2 separate regions of the Homo sapiens genome follow, and region 1 is linked to region 2. A link is a contact called in ENCODE Hi-C or POLR2A ChIA-PET data. All regions are on one chromosome and are shown on one strand. The core of a region is the stretch at or near the end of the contact, and the rest is flanking DNA. Distances in the headings are between cores, read along the strand shown. Region 1 has its middle 29 kb from the start of LINC01922. Region 2 overlaps CYB5A (cytochrome b5 type A).

Region 1 (7,593 bases), core at 912-3,411, 130 kb after region 2:
GGCAAGCAGGTGGATGATGGTCCCATTCACGGAGATGGCAAAATCCAGGGTGATAAACATGGGTAGGGGAGGGCATGAAAGAACTTCATGGGTTTACTGTTGTGTATGTTGGATCTGAGTCACTTGCAAGTCATTAAAGAAGCGAGTAAGCAGTGGAGGTTACAGAACAGCTCCCTCACGAGCTTCCACCTCCTTCTCTTCATTCCACTCTGGGCTGCAGTTGCCATGGACTAGTGACCCCTTCCCAGGGTAATCAGCAGTGGTTATAACCACTTATTTTAGAAGAAAAATTTATTTGTGAAATTTAGTTGGGATAATCCAGCCCCACAGTCTTCCAAATTATTAGGGTGCATGGCCCAGCATTGGTACATTTCCCAAAGGCTGGATTGTCCTTTCTAAACAACACAACAGATGAAACACCAGTAACCTAGTGCAAGTAGCACGGCCCCAAGCCCAGTTCATTCCTTCCCTTTTGCAAGCTGCACGGTCCCAAGCCCAGTTCATTCCTTCCTTTTTGCATAGCACGGCCCCAAGCCCAGTTCATTCCTTCCCTTTTGTAAGTTGCACAGCCCCAAGCCCAGTTCATTCCTTCCCTTTGTTTTTCCCCCGACCTGACCTTAACTTACTTTTCCTCCTGTCTTTCTCTTTTTCCTTTACAATGATCTCTCCCCCACTGCAGAGAAGTGAAGAGAAGGCCAAGCTGTCAGGGTTTCCTACAGCATGGGGAACTTCTCTAGGGACCGCCTGTGAGGAGATATGCACCAACTCCACAAAAATAAGCAATAAAATATTTGCACATTGTGGTCTATAGCCATATTTGGGAAAGAAAATTATTCTAAAAAATTATTCTAAAGAAACACAATCTGCAGCAATGTAACTCTGACACCGTAATCACAACCTTTACATTATTATCCAAAGGGGTTAGCTCCTTGGAGCCTAAGCCACATTATATCTTCTTCCTGGAGGAGGTTCATTCCCCACTGGGGTGATTTCCAAGAAGAAAGAAGGCCTCAAAAATAAATTCAAGTTTCTATCCCTTAGGAGGCAGGAAATCGCAGGAACTTTAAATTTACAACGTTTAAATATTATCTCTTCATTAAGGACGTGTGTGTGTGTGTGTGTGTGTGTGTGTGTGTGTGTGCGCGCGCGCGCATATATGTACCATTTATATATAAATAAAACCAGCCGGGAGCAGTGGCACTTTGGGAGGCTGAGGGGGGCGGATCACCTGAAGTCAGGAGTTCGAGACCAGCCTGGTCACCATGGTGAAACCCTGTCTCTACTAAAAATAAAATAAAATAAATAAAAATACATAAAAAAATTAAAAAAATTAGCTGGGTGTGGTGGTGTGTGCCTGCAGGTCCCAGCTACTTGGTAGGATGAGGCAGAAGAATCACTTGAACCTGGGAGGCAGAGGTTGCAGTGAGCCAAGATCATGCCACTGCACTCCAGCCTGGGTGACAGAGTGAGTCTCTGTCTCAAAAAAAATAAATAAATAAAGTAAAACCTTGGGATCTGGTCTCAACTTGCATTTTATTACTATTGTTTGATAAGGAAGAGAATCCTGTATTGGGAGCACTGGCTAGAAAATGTGGATTTTGCTTTGTTTTCTATAAGTGGCTACAGCATAAAAATAACCTCTGAATCTCGATGAGTATCTATTGATATCTAATGCCAGCTCCTTTTTCTAAGTATAATGGTCCCTGGAAAGTGTTGTTCAACTTCATTGTTACAACACTGGAATTCTAGTAACTTTGGAGACACTGTGGTGGTTTCTGCTGTTGCAGAAGAGTTAGAATATGATTTAATTGGGTGAGAGCTGTCCTCAGGAAATGCTGTGAAGGTCCCTGCCTTGTAAGCTAACAATCAAAGGAGTAGTTGACAAAAATATAGTGAAGAAATTCTGGAGCTGGTAGTTTGAATTCCTGTAAGTCCTTAAAATCACAAATTTTAGAGAACCTGGTGATATTTAAAGAGAAGAAAACAGAGCTTTTTGTTTTTGCCATTCAGAATTGTGTACTTTGAAAGAGGAAGTGGGATGAAGAAAGGACTATAAAGTGAGTTATGGTGTCCAATGGTAACCTGCAACAGCTTCAACTCAAAACAGCTTGAGGACATGTTTTATTCTCCGGGTCCTTAAAACCATGATCTCTACCCACACTCCCTAAAACTGGGGATTTTTAGCCACATCCGTCCCTCATCTGAGAACACCACATTTCTCCCTCTGTCAACATCTTGAGGAGCTCTGTGCCAGCAGCCACCCTTGCAGTTTAGTTCATTCCTCCATCAGGCTCCAGTTTGGAATCCAGTCCTGATTTGACCGCAGCCTCATGGGAGAGGCTGTACACTGTCTAGTCATGCTCATGACCACTGGAAACCTCCACACGTCATGCAGCTGCCCAGCCTGGGCACCCACAGCCCAGCTTCTCTCCACATGCAGACCTGTCCTCCCTGACTGCTGGCCCAGCTCCTGCAGTCACCCAGCAGCTACCAGAGGGCCCGGCCAAAAATCACACAAGACTTTTACTCAAGTTTTCTAAAATAAGATTGCTTATAAATGCCACTGACAACCATGTTCATAGTTTCGACTTCTTAATTTCTGCCAGCATTTCTACCTTAGAAGTTTCCACCAGCTTCCTGCCGAGCAGTCTTCATCTGTCCCCCTGATGGACTCCTGAGGACCTTTCTATCTGCACAAGGTAACAGGTAGGAGCTGGAGGGTTTCTTCTAAGACGATTCTGTGGAAGAAAATCCAGAAGACACTATGTGGAAATTATTAGATAGGAGATTAGGATCCAACAGGACATGCTATTGTATCTGTTGCCTCAGCCCCCCACAACAAAGAGTTCTCTACCCAAAATGCGAAGCTGAGGTTAAGAGACCCTGAGCTAGAGAACATGAAGGTACACCTGCTGACCCTCATCTTAGAACTACAGAGTTATAAAAATTACATTTTCTGTAACCCAAAGTTACAGAAAAATAGGACCTAATCTACACCAGCAGTCCCCAACCTTTTTGGGACCAGGGACTGGTTTCACAGAAGACAATTTTTCCACAGACCAAGGTTGGGGGATGGTTTGAGGATGCTTCAAGCCCACTGCATTTATTATGCACTTTCTTTCTATTACTATTACATTGTAATATATAGTGAAATAATTACACAACTCACCATCATGTAGAATTAGTGGGAGCCCTGAGCGTGCATTTCTGCAACTAGAAGTCCCAACTAGGGGTGATGGGAGATAGTGACAGATCATCAGGCATTAGATTCTCATAAGGAGCGTGCAACCTGGATCCCTCCCATGCACAGTTCACAGTAGGGTTTGCACTCCTACGAGAATCTAATGCTGCCACTGATCTGACAGGAGGCAGAGCTCAGGCAGTGATGTGAGTGATGGGGAGCGGCTGAAAACACAGGTGAAGCTTCACTCACTTGCCTGCCACTTCACCTCCTGCTGTGTGGCCCAGTTTCTAACAGGCCGTGGACAGGTACTGGTCCATGGCCAAGGGGTTAGGGACCCCTGATCTACAGGATATAATTACATTGGAGGAAAATAACTTGGACACACAGCATAGCTAATAAAGACTAACAAGTGGCCCAGACAATAAGTGCTCTGAGTTCAGTGGACAAAGAGGGTCCTCCTGGGATCTGCTTCCATCTGGCACAGGTAGAGAAGATGCCTCTGTGAATTGCAGACTTGAGAAGAACCCTGAGAAATGGGTAGGAGAGGCAAAAGAGGACATTTGCAAATGTCTGATGCTGGAAATTTACAGATGTGTTGGAGGCAGGGAGTAGACTGGCTTGTCTAGAATGGGGGATTATGAAGAGAAGTGGTAGGAATTTAGGTTGTAATGGTGTATTGGGACCAAATGATGGGGGCCTTCAGGCGGCTTGGGATTTTACTCAAAATGATCTTTTTTTTTTTTTTTTTGAGACAGAATCTCACTCTGTCACCCAGGCTGGAGTGCAGTGGTGTATTTGTAATCTTGGCTCACTGTAACCTCCACCTCCTGGGTTCAAGTGATTCTCCTGCCTCAGCCTCCCGAGTAGCTGGGATTACAGGTGCCCGCCACCACGCCCAGCTAATTTTTATATTTTTAGTAGAGATGGGGTTTCACTATGTTGGCCAGGCTGGTCTTGAACTCTTGACCTCAAGTGATCCATCCATCTTGGCCTCCCAAAGTGCTGGAATTACAGGCATGAGCCACTGCACCCGGCCCACAGTGATTTTATAATCACTAGAAAGCATCCGGTAAGTTTATAAAATAAATGATAAAGATGAGAAGGGAGACCTGCATTTTGAGTTCTCCTCCCGCAGTGTGGCTGCTAACAATTCTATTTCACGCCTCTGCTGCCTTCCCCCTAGACCCGAGACAAGTAGACGTCCTCATGCTGCCAGTAAGAGATGGCAGCAGAGGGGGAAGAAAGAAATGCAGATTTTTTTCAACCATGGGAACCAACAGCAGGGAACCCTATATCCCCACTATCCTGCATTCATTCAGGCAACAAACATTTATTGCCAACTGTTTACAGATGTTTGAACATTGATTCATTATGGAATCATAAATCTCAGGTAAGAATGAACCTAAAATGCAGTCCAGGGCCTTAAACAAGGGCCTTCAATGAACTTGAGTAGAAATAAACCCCTGATGTGAGTGAGTTTCCAAGGCCACAGGAAGAGATGACAGTCTGCTTCCTACCTGTACTGAGCAGGCCTGTAGCCAGAAGCCCTGGGCCAGTGCGGGGAGGGGACTGGCTTTCAAGCTGTGTCTGGCAGTGGCGGTGGGATTGTCTTGCTTCACATTTTCAAACTAGAAACAACACTGTGTGGCACCATTGGTGTTTGTTAAGACATTGGATACCAGTAATTCTAAGAACTAACCAAGCAGCAGCAGCTCTGCATCCCCACTGCCGGGTAAGGATTATGGTCGGGCTGTGGAGCCCATCAACATGTGAAAAATAAAACGGACCCCACGGTCACCTCCCCATGGTCACCTCTGCCAGAGAATCAAGCCCACCAGGCAGTAAATTGCCGAGACCTGCTCAGTCGGGGAGACCCTAACCCAGCGGCACTAGAGGAATTAAAGACACACACAGAAATATAGAGGCGTGAAGTGGGAAATCAGGGGTCTCACAGCCTTCAGATTTGAGAGCCCCGAACAGAGATTTACCCACATATTTATTAACAGCAAGCCAGTCATTAGCATTGTTTCTATAGATATTAAATTAACTAAAAGTATCACTTATACGAAGGGATGGGCCGAATTAAAGAAATAGGTTGGGGTAGTTAACTGCAGCAGGAACATGCCCTTAAGGCATAAATCGCTCATACTATTGTTTCGGCTTAAGAACACCTTTAAGCGGTTTTCCACCCTGGGTGGGCCAGGTGTTCCTTGCCCTCATTCCCGTAAACCCACAACCTTCCAGCTTGGGCGCTAGGGCCATTATGAACATGTCACAGTGCTGCAGAGATTTTGTTTACGGCCAGTCTTGGGGCCAGTTTATGGCCAGATTTTGGGGGGCTTGCTCCCAACAGTAAATGGCAAGAGTGAGTCCTCGCCCTCAGAACTGCTTTTAGACAAAGACCGCTGCTTGCCTGAGGTCTCAAAGGCCGTCCTTGTCAGATGCAGCTTCCCAGAGGCTCAACATCGGCTGAGCGGTGCCCTCGTCCTACTGCAGGAGCCGCACCCGGGAAGAAGAGAGAGAAATGCTGCTCCCCCGTGTCCTTCTAGCCAATGGCTTTGGCTCTGGGGGACAAAGTAACAGGAAACCATTTCTAAATCCTCCTTGTCTATGATTTTTGCCAAGTCAGTTTCAGGCAACGGGGAGGACAGCTGCCCTTCTGGAGTACATGTGTTCTTGGAGAGGCTGTCCCACCCTGCACCTCTGGGGGACAGCTGTTAATGGCCTGTGGACCAGGGCCTCCATCCGCACGGGGAGGGGCAGCCTGCAGACAGTTTTTTGTGTCAAAACTGCTAACAGTGCCCCGTCCAACGCCCTCCTCCCCACGGGTGAACAGTCCTCCTTATGAACATCTGAGCCCCATGCCATAACTTCAAGTTTTTCAAAAGCTGTATTTGAGTTCTACAAGACTCAGCCATATTCGTGTTAAGATGTAAATCTCACATCGCACCTGTGGCCCTTCTCCTCCCGCAGAGCAGACCCAGACTATCCCTGGGAAATTTGTGAAGTCTGTGCATTGTGGGGAGGGGTGGTAGGAAAGTAGGGGGCAGGGGCTGCTCTTTCCCCTTCCCTCTCCTGGCTCAATCTCCGACAGGGGCCGGGGAGGATGAAGAGAGGCAGAGACAGCTCATCTCCAACACAACAGCCCTGGCAAAGCCTCTCCCTCTGGGCTGATCATGGCTGCACTTCCAGCCGTGGATCTGAGGGCTAATGTGCAGTCTACGGGCCAGCAGCCCCGTCCACCCAGCAGAGCCCTGTGCCCTGGTCCCAGGGAGGCTCGGAGCTTTCTCTGGCTCCACGGGCCCTGCCTTTGGGATTGGAATCTTGGGTGATGGCCCTTGCCCCCTCCTCCTGGCTGTCCCAGCACACCATGCCTGCTCCAGGAGCTGTGGGCAGGTCAGCTTCCCCATGGCTGAGCAGATGCCTCGCTGGGAAGGACATGAGGTGCCCTTTCCTCGAGGACGCCTGGGACATGATGAGGGGTTCCCTTGGGCCTTGCTGCTCCTCTTTCCCCACTCCCCTGGGGAGGTGCAGGGTGGGGCAGCCTTTCCAAGAACACACGTACTCCAGAAGGGCAGCTTCCTCCCTGTTACCTGAAACGGCCTTGGCAAAAATCATAACAATGAGAAAATTATGTGTCGATGAAGAGTTGAAGTCTGTAAAATATTTGAAGAGATTTACTCTGAACCAAAAATGAATGACCATGGCCCGTGACCCAGCCCTCAGGAGGTCCTGAGAACATGTGCCCAAGGTGGTCGGGGTACAGCTTGATTTTATACATTTTAGAGAGGCAGGAGCCATCAATCAAATACATTTAAGAAATACATCGGTTTGGCCGGGCACAGTGGCTCACGCCTGTAATCCCAGCACTTTGGGAGGCCGAGGCGGGCGGATCACGAGGTCAAGAGATCAAGACCACCCTGGCCAACATGGTGAAACCCCGTCTCTACTAAAGATACAAAAAATTAGCCAGGCGTGGTGGTGCGTGCCTGTAGTCCCAGCTACTCAGGAGGCTGAGGCAGGAGAATCGCTTGAACCCAGGAGATGGAGGTTGCAGTGAGCCGAGAATGCGCCACTGCACTCCAGCCTGGGGACAGAGCGAGACTTCGTCTAAAAAAAAAAAAGAAAGAAATACATTGGTTTGGTCCCGAAAGGCGGAACAACTCAAAGACTCAAAGCGGGGTTGGGGGACTTCCAGGCTATAGGTGAATTTGAACATTTTCTGGTTGACGATTGGTTGACTTTGTCTAAAGACCTGGGATAGATAGAAAGGGAATGTTCAGGTTAAGATACAGATTGTGGAGACCAAAGTTCTTTTGAAGTCTTATAGTGGCTGCCCTTAGAGACAATAAGTGACAAACGTTTCCTATTCAGATCTTAGTTAATCTCTTCAGGATTGGGAGGGTCTG
Region 2 (7,115 bases), core at 2,573-5,072:
TCATCTTTTCGGTTACTTGATGGTGTCCTTTGAAACAAAAGTTTTTAATTATGATGAAGTTCAGTTCATCTATTTCTTCTTTTGCTGTGTGTGCTTTTGTTATCTAAGAAACCATTTCCTAATCCAAAGTCATTAAGATTTATGCCTATGTTTTCTTCCAAGACAAATATGGATTTTTGTGTGCATGTTCATGAACTGGCGAACTAAGAAAAGAAATGTGAAGTAATGCTACCATTACTTATAACAAGGTTAAATTTTTCTTTTTCTTTTTTTTGAGATGGATCTCACCTGTTGCCCAGATTGGAGTGCAGTTACCCAATCTCGGCTCACTGCAACCTCTGCCTCCCAGGTTCAAGCGATTCTCCTCCCGAGTAGCTGGGATTACCAGCACGCACCACCACACCCGGCTAATTTTTGTATTTTTAGTAAAGACGGGGTTTCACCATATTGGTCAGGCTGGTCTTGAACTCTTGACCTCAGGTGATCCACCTGCCTTGGCCTCCCAAAGTGCTGGGATTACAGGCGTGAGCCATGGTCATGGCTGATGTTAAATGTGTCCATGTGACAATTCTCACATGATCTCTCCTTAAACAGCTATTGACTTATAAACATGACAAGCATAATCATAATGGTAAAATAAATTCAGCTTAGCAATAGCATATTAAGATAATGAAACAATAATTCTCAAAGTTGGTGAAGGTTCTCCATATGATGTTACTTAAAATTATCAAGTGAATTTCAAATTCTTTCTACTGCAACTTCAAAGTGTTCCTTTATTTCCAGAATTCCCTCGTGGCTGCAAGAATATTAAAACAAGTCAAACTTTCTAATCTAAAAATGACAACATGGCATTTTAATGGTTTCTTAAATTATCTGGACTAAAGGTAACATTTTGCATTTTTTTTTCGGGAGACCTAAGGTTTTCAAAAAGCAAATTTGTTTCACTTGCTTCTTTCTTCTTTAAAAGGAGTGGAGATGGTGGAGCCCACGGCATCCCATCTCTGGTTGTATGCTTGTTTCTAGGCCAATCATGAAGCCCTTGGTCAACTTCAGCCTGGTCCTACAGATTCCAAATACAACCAGATGCAGAGCTGGCTGCATGGCAACTGAGACCATGCCGGGACCACCCACCCACCCTCAAGCTAGACATTCTACTCCTGGTCTTCATGGAGGCTGTGGTCCATGTCCAACTTCATGGCCTACTGGACTCTGTGCCTTCAGTAGGAAGGAGGAGTGACCAGAAGCTGGGGCTAGAGAGAAGAGCAGAGAAAGAAGCCTCACTATTTTTTCATTTTTAAGGACTTTTCCTGACAGATGTCTCCTTCCCACCAACAACTTGGGTTGTGTTTTCCATCTTGATTAAAATATTCGCATTTCAGTCAAAAAATCAAGGAAGACTGTGATTTATGTTTCAGGATTTACATAATGATTTAGTGATCTCTTAATATTCAGACATTATTGATTGATTACAAAATATGTCTCCTCACAGAACCCCTTTGACACCCCATCCCTATTGGACAAACTCGTGCCCTTTTCGATTGCTTCTGAGCTTCCCTGGCAGGTGCTGAGTGCCCAGCACACTTCTTCCTGCTGGCCTCTGCCGGCCACACCTCCGCTAAGCAGCTGAGCATCAGACTTGACATCAATCCGTGCCCCCATTGTCTTCCCACCTCCCCATACTCTCCCTGTACCCCGACTGTCTCCATGTCCCCCATAGTCTTCCTGTCCCCCCACTATCTCCCCACCCCCATCTCCCCATCCTCCTGCTATCTCCCCATCCTCCCGCTATCTGCCTGTCCCCCTGTTATCTCCCCATCCCCCACTATCTCCCAATTCCCCATCTCCCCACACCCCATCTCCCCACCACCCCACTATCTCCCCATCCCCCCACTATCTCCCCATTGTCCCGTTATCTCCCCATCCCCCATCTCCCCATCCCCTATCTCCCCATCCCCCGCTATCTCCCCATCCTCCGCTATCTCCCCATCCGCCCACTATCTCCCCATCCCCCACTATATCATCCCCCACTATCTCCCCACCCCCATCTCCACAGCCCCCACTATCTCCCCATCCCCCCATTGTCATCTCCCCACCCCCCACTATCTCCTCACCTCCCCATTGTCTCCCCACCCCCTCACTATCTCCCCATCCTCCCATTGTCTCCCCATTGTCTCCTGGCTTCTGTGTCCACTCCTCCCAGGAGATGGCAGAGCTCTCAGCAGGGGCCCTGCCATTCCTCTTCCCTTGCCCTTGGTAATGCTGATGACCAAGGAGTGACACTCACCTTCCAGGGTGACAGCACGACCCCAAATGCCAGTGCTCCCCACCCTGATGTGGAGCCAAACCAAATGGTGCCTTCAGATAAGGTGACAGAGTGGACAACAGTGATCACAGGAGAGAGAAAGGGGAGCTTTATATACTGGGCCAGCCTGGCCTTCTAGGGATTTCTATACATGGATGTGATTATTAGCTGCAATTACTGCAATCAGCTTTGTTTTGCTCAAATTTTATACACCAAACACCTCATCTTAACATAAAGCAATCTTTAAGAGGTCCGGATGGGAAAGTGCAAACACGAATTAGACACATGGGCCAGCAGTGGACGGCTGCTCTGTGGTCATTTCAATCCTCACCCGCTGAGGAGCCACCATCCCCTCACATCTGTGGGGCAGGAGGAGCACACATCGTGTGTCCGAGTGTTTTAATGTTGTGCAGCCACTGACAAGTCTTAAAATATACCCCATCCACCTGCCTTGACAAATGGCCAGAAAGGTCACTTTTGAAGTTAGGATTTTCAGATTCATCAAAGTTCTGTGCCAGATGGTGGTGGCATTGGAAGAGTCAGCTCCCAGCTCCCCGCTTCCCTTCTCAGCGCCAGTCCACTCACATGCAGGGTCCAAGTGCACTCAGGAAGACCCTACCTGCAGACCCCACCTGCTCATCCAGGGTGTCCAACTCTCTGAAGACCACCAGCCCTCGTCTACTCTTTCGGCCCTGATGTGCACCCCCCAGAGCCTGGTGACCCTCAGGAGGATGAGCTGGGGAGACCCAGACCTACAGGCAGGATTGGGCTGTGTGTGGGGGGTACTAGGGTTTGGAGGGGTACAGGCTCCAGGTGGGCACATCCTTGGCCCATGGGGAAGCCCACAGCCAGTGGACCAGACGGGGTCCTCCGAGTGGGCAGGACCTCTAGTCGAGGCCTAAGGGAAGCGTTGCTCATGAATTATATCAATAGGAAAGTAAGATTCCGCAAGGATAAGTAATTTACTCAAAACGATGCAGCTAGCAAGCAGGAGGGCCAGGTTTCCAACCGCGGTCTCCAAGCCTCCCAAGCCTTCCTTTCTGCCCAAGAGTGACTTCAGATTTTCAGTACAACAGATGTCTTCCGGAAAGAGAAGGTGTTTTTCATTCTGTCCCTGCTTTATAGTATCAAAGATGCCTTACCTTTATTTTAAAACAATACTTTCAGATTTAGTCATTCCAACTTACAGTTAGGAGTACAGAGTCTTAAAAAATCAAATCAAAGACTTAGAAGCCACGGAAAATATGAAAACAATTCACAATTTAGTTTCAACTCAAAACCTTGAATGTTTCTGTGAGCCAGGCTATGTGCTGAGGCCTTGGACTGATGAGCTAACAAATAAAAAGCAATTTTTTAAATATTTTGCAAGAAAAACATTCAGGCAGGCTGATGTCAAAATTAAGTGTGTAGTGCATAACCTCACTCAATATACACTATCAATGCTTGAAACTTATGTTGTGATTTCACAGTGTGGCCAGGCCATGGAGAAAGGATGTGGGGACAGGTGTGTGAGGCGGTGGCGGGCAGAGGCAGCCAGTCAGAACAAGCTCCTGCCACGAGCTAGTGCTCTTCACATATTCTACTTAAATTACCCTTACAAGAATGTTGAAAAACACCTTCAGTTGCCCTTTAAAATTTTCATAATGAGTTTAAATATTTACAAAGGGCATCGTTATGCAACATTTGAAATATTGACATTTTAAAATAAAGCTGAAATATCACTCTTTAAAATTTGCTAAGTGGAATTTAAATATCAATGCAATTTGCCATTACCCTTTTGTAATAGATGCAGAAACACTCTTAGTAGAAAGAAATTGTACATTGTTCCTTTTTCTCCTTGACCTCATAGGTCTATTTCTTCTCCCCAGTTTTATCCTAATGAAAAATATTATGACAGTCTTTTGCCTCCCAATCACATTGTCTATAATGGAAATGTACACATACCAGTGAAATTAAACATTTGATTTTGATTTTCTGTGGACCCATATCACAAGATGATTTCATGTATCTGACCAGTCTCCCAGGGCACTCCTGAGGGAGGGAGGCCTTCATCAAAGACAGTGAAAGCATGGTAGAACAGATATTGCTCAATGCAATGTCATCACCCCTGCTGCTGACTGTCCATGTGAACTCCAACCACCCTCCAGAAGGCTAAATCGCCCCGTTCCTACTCTATGATTCACCGTCAGCAGAGCACACGCCAGACAAGGAAAGCACAAAGCCTGACTTGGGGTGGGGTACCTTGATTAAAGAAGTGTCTCTATTACAGAGACTCACGACCCCACTATGTACCATGTTTGACAGTAGCTTTCACATCCAATATTAAAATTCAGGATGGGTGAGAAATAGGTCTCTGTCACAGATGGAATGTCTCCCCCAAATTCCCATATGGAAACCCTGTCCCCTAATGTGCAGGTATGAGGAGGTGGGGTAGTATCGTGTCATCATAAGAGTCCCGAGACAGCTTGCTTCCTCTCCCTACCATGTGAGTACGCCGAATCTGCTGGCACCTTAATCTTGGACTTCCAGCCTCTAGAACTGTGAGAAGCAAATGTTTGCTTTTTAAGCCACCCAGTCCAAGGTATTTTGTTGGAGTGGCCTGAGCTAAGATCGCCTCTTTCCTGAAAAGTGGGAGAAGAGGAATTGAGTTGAAAGAGAGTAAAGGAAGAAGCGCAGGCATAAACATCAGGTCACTTTGAGAAAAGAATGTGCTGTGGGTTGACCTACGTCCCCCAAAAACATATGTTGAAGTCCTAACCCCAGCACCTCAGTGTGACTATTTGGAAACAGGATCATGAAGATGTAATTAGTTAAGATGAAGTCATGCTGGGGTAGGTAATCCAATGTGTCCTTATGACAGAGACACAAAGGGAGAAAAATGTCAGTGACAATAGAGGCAGAGCCCTGGGTGACGCAGCCGGAAGCCAAGGACTGCGAGGTGAGGACTACAAGGTGGGGACCGCCAGGTGAGGACCACATCGAGGACCACCAGGCGAGGACTATGAGGTGAGGACTGTGAAGTGAGGACCACCAGGTGAGGACTGTCAGGTGAGGACCGCCAGGTGAGGACTGTCAGGTGAGGACCGCCAGGTGAGGACTGCTGGCCACCAGTGGCAGCTGGAAGAGGTGAGGAAGGATTCCACCCAGAGTGTCGGAGGGCGAGTGGCCCAGCTGAAACCTTCATTTACAACGTCTGGCCTCTAAATTATGAGAACACATTTCTGTCGTTCTAAGCCACCCAGTTGTGGTGTACTTGGTTACAGCAGCCTAGGGAAACTCCCACAATCTAGGTAGAAGCTGAGGATCCGGACGCCATCTGTGTCTGCACACCTCTCAGAAAGGCTACGCTGCAAAGGAGAATCTGCTTCCAGAACTTCCACTTGCCTTCATCTAGACACCTCCAGAGGAAGGGAGATGCCTGTTCCAACCAGAGCCCTAATCATCAACTCAAACCCAGGAGGTGAGCAACTGACACACGTGCACCCAATACAGTCCCTGTGTTACAGGAAAGGGGTCCCAATCCAGACCCCAGGAGAGGGTTCTTGGACCTCGCACATGAAAGAATTCAGGGCAAGTCCGCAGTGCAAAGTGAAAACAACTTTATTAAGAAAGTCAAGGAATAGGCCCGGCACAGTGGCTCATGCCTGTAATTCCAGCACTTTGCGAGCCTGAGGCGGGTGGATTGCCTGAGGTCAGGAGTTCAAGACCAGCCTGGCTAACATGGTGAAATCCCGTCTCTACTAAAAATACAAAAAAATTAGCTAGGCATGGTGGCATACGCCTGTAGTCCCAGCTACTCAGGAGGCTGGGGCAGGAGAATCACTTGAACCTGGGAGTCGGAGGTTGCAGTGAGCCAAGATCATACCACTGCACTCCAGCCTGGGCGACAGAGTGAGACTCTGTCTCAAAAACAAAAAAAAAAAAAAAAGAAAGTTTACTTTGCCAAGGTTGAGGACATGCCCGTGACAAAGCATCAGGAGGTCCTAATGACATGTACCCAAGGTGGTCAGGGCACAGCTTGGTTTTATGCATTTTAGGGAGACATGAGACATTGATCAATATATGTAAGAAGTACATTGGTTCTGTTTGGAAAGGCGGGACACCTTGAAGCAAAGGCAGGAAGACTCAAAGCAGGAGGGAGCTTCCAGGTCACAGAGAGGTGAGACACAAAGGGTTGCATTCTTCTGAGTTTCTGATTAGCCTTTCCAAAGGAAGCAATCAGATATGCCTCTCTCTCAGTGAGCAGAGGCTTGACTGAGTAGAATGGGAGGCAGGTTGGCCCTAAGCAGTTTCCAGCTTGAGTTTTCCTTAGTGATTCTGGGGGCCCAAGATGTTTTCCTTTCACAAGCAGCAGATGAAAAGAAAGGGCAGCCTCTGAAGTCTCTCACCTCTCTGAAGGGAAAGCAATAGAGAAAAAAGTGTCAAATATCTTTCCTTGAGAGTCTGGCTGCACAAACTGTAAATGTTAAAATTAGGAAGTAAACTCTCCTTTACTCCACATGTTGTTCCCAAAACACATGAAGAAACATTGCCAGCCACAGCAGCAAATTGCTGAGTCACTGATAAAAATGTCAAAGTTCAACTGTTATGTTTCTTAACGATATACAGATGCTATTACTCAACATCTTAAAAATGATTTACAAGTTAACCCTTTAATGTCATCTAAGGTACGACTGACCCACTTCGATTCACTTCATAGTTGATTTAGGAGCAATGTTTTAAAAACTACTAAAATGTGAAGCTTTATAGCTAAAAATCACAACCAAAAATATTGAAATATTTACATAGGTCCCTTAACAAGTGTTGTAATTTA

Evidence for each region. A loop is a pair of places that touch in the nucleus more often than their neighbours do. ChIA-PET counts read pairs that join two places held with the same protein, here RNA polymerase II (POLR2A). Pooled maps may share reads with other maps.
Region 1: a pooled map shows a loop between it and region 2 (1.8-fold over the local background). The contact joins two enhancer-like sites. A Hi-C loop is called at or near these places in 1 of 50 pooled maps. POLR2A ChIA-PET finds 5 or more read pairs at or near these places in 4 of 52 experiments (OCI-LY7, Panc1, WTC11 and 1 more).

Annotation. Positions count from the first base shown.
Region 1 is chr18:74,376,195-74,383,787 of GRCh38, forward strand. No RefSeq gene overlaps it. Among named protein-coding and RNA genes, the nearest start is that of LINC01922, 29 kb to the right of the region's middle. RefSeq lists an enhancer at 7,264-7,593. Within about 2 kb of position 2,162, at least 4 of the 41 ENCODE cell types and tissues checked have a DNase peak (open chromatin) inside an H3K27ac peak, as active enhancers do.
Region 2 is chr18:74,244,962-74,252,076 of GRCh38, forward strand. It overlaps CYB5A (cytochrome b5 type A), which reads right to left. Exons shown (of 5, transcript NM_148923.4): 5 at 5,885-7,115. Among named protein-coding and RNA genes, the nearest start is that of CYB5A, 43 kb to the right of the region's middle. RefSeq lists an enhancer at 5,319-6,254. Within about 2 kb of position 3,823, at least 4 of the 41 ENCODE cell types and tissues checked have a DNase peak (open chromatin) inside an H3K27ac peak, as active enhancers do.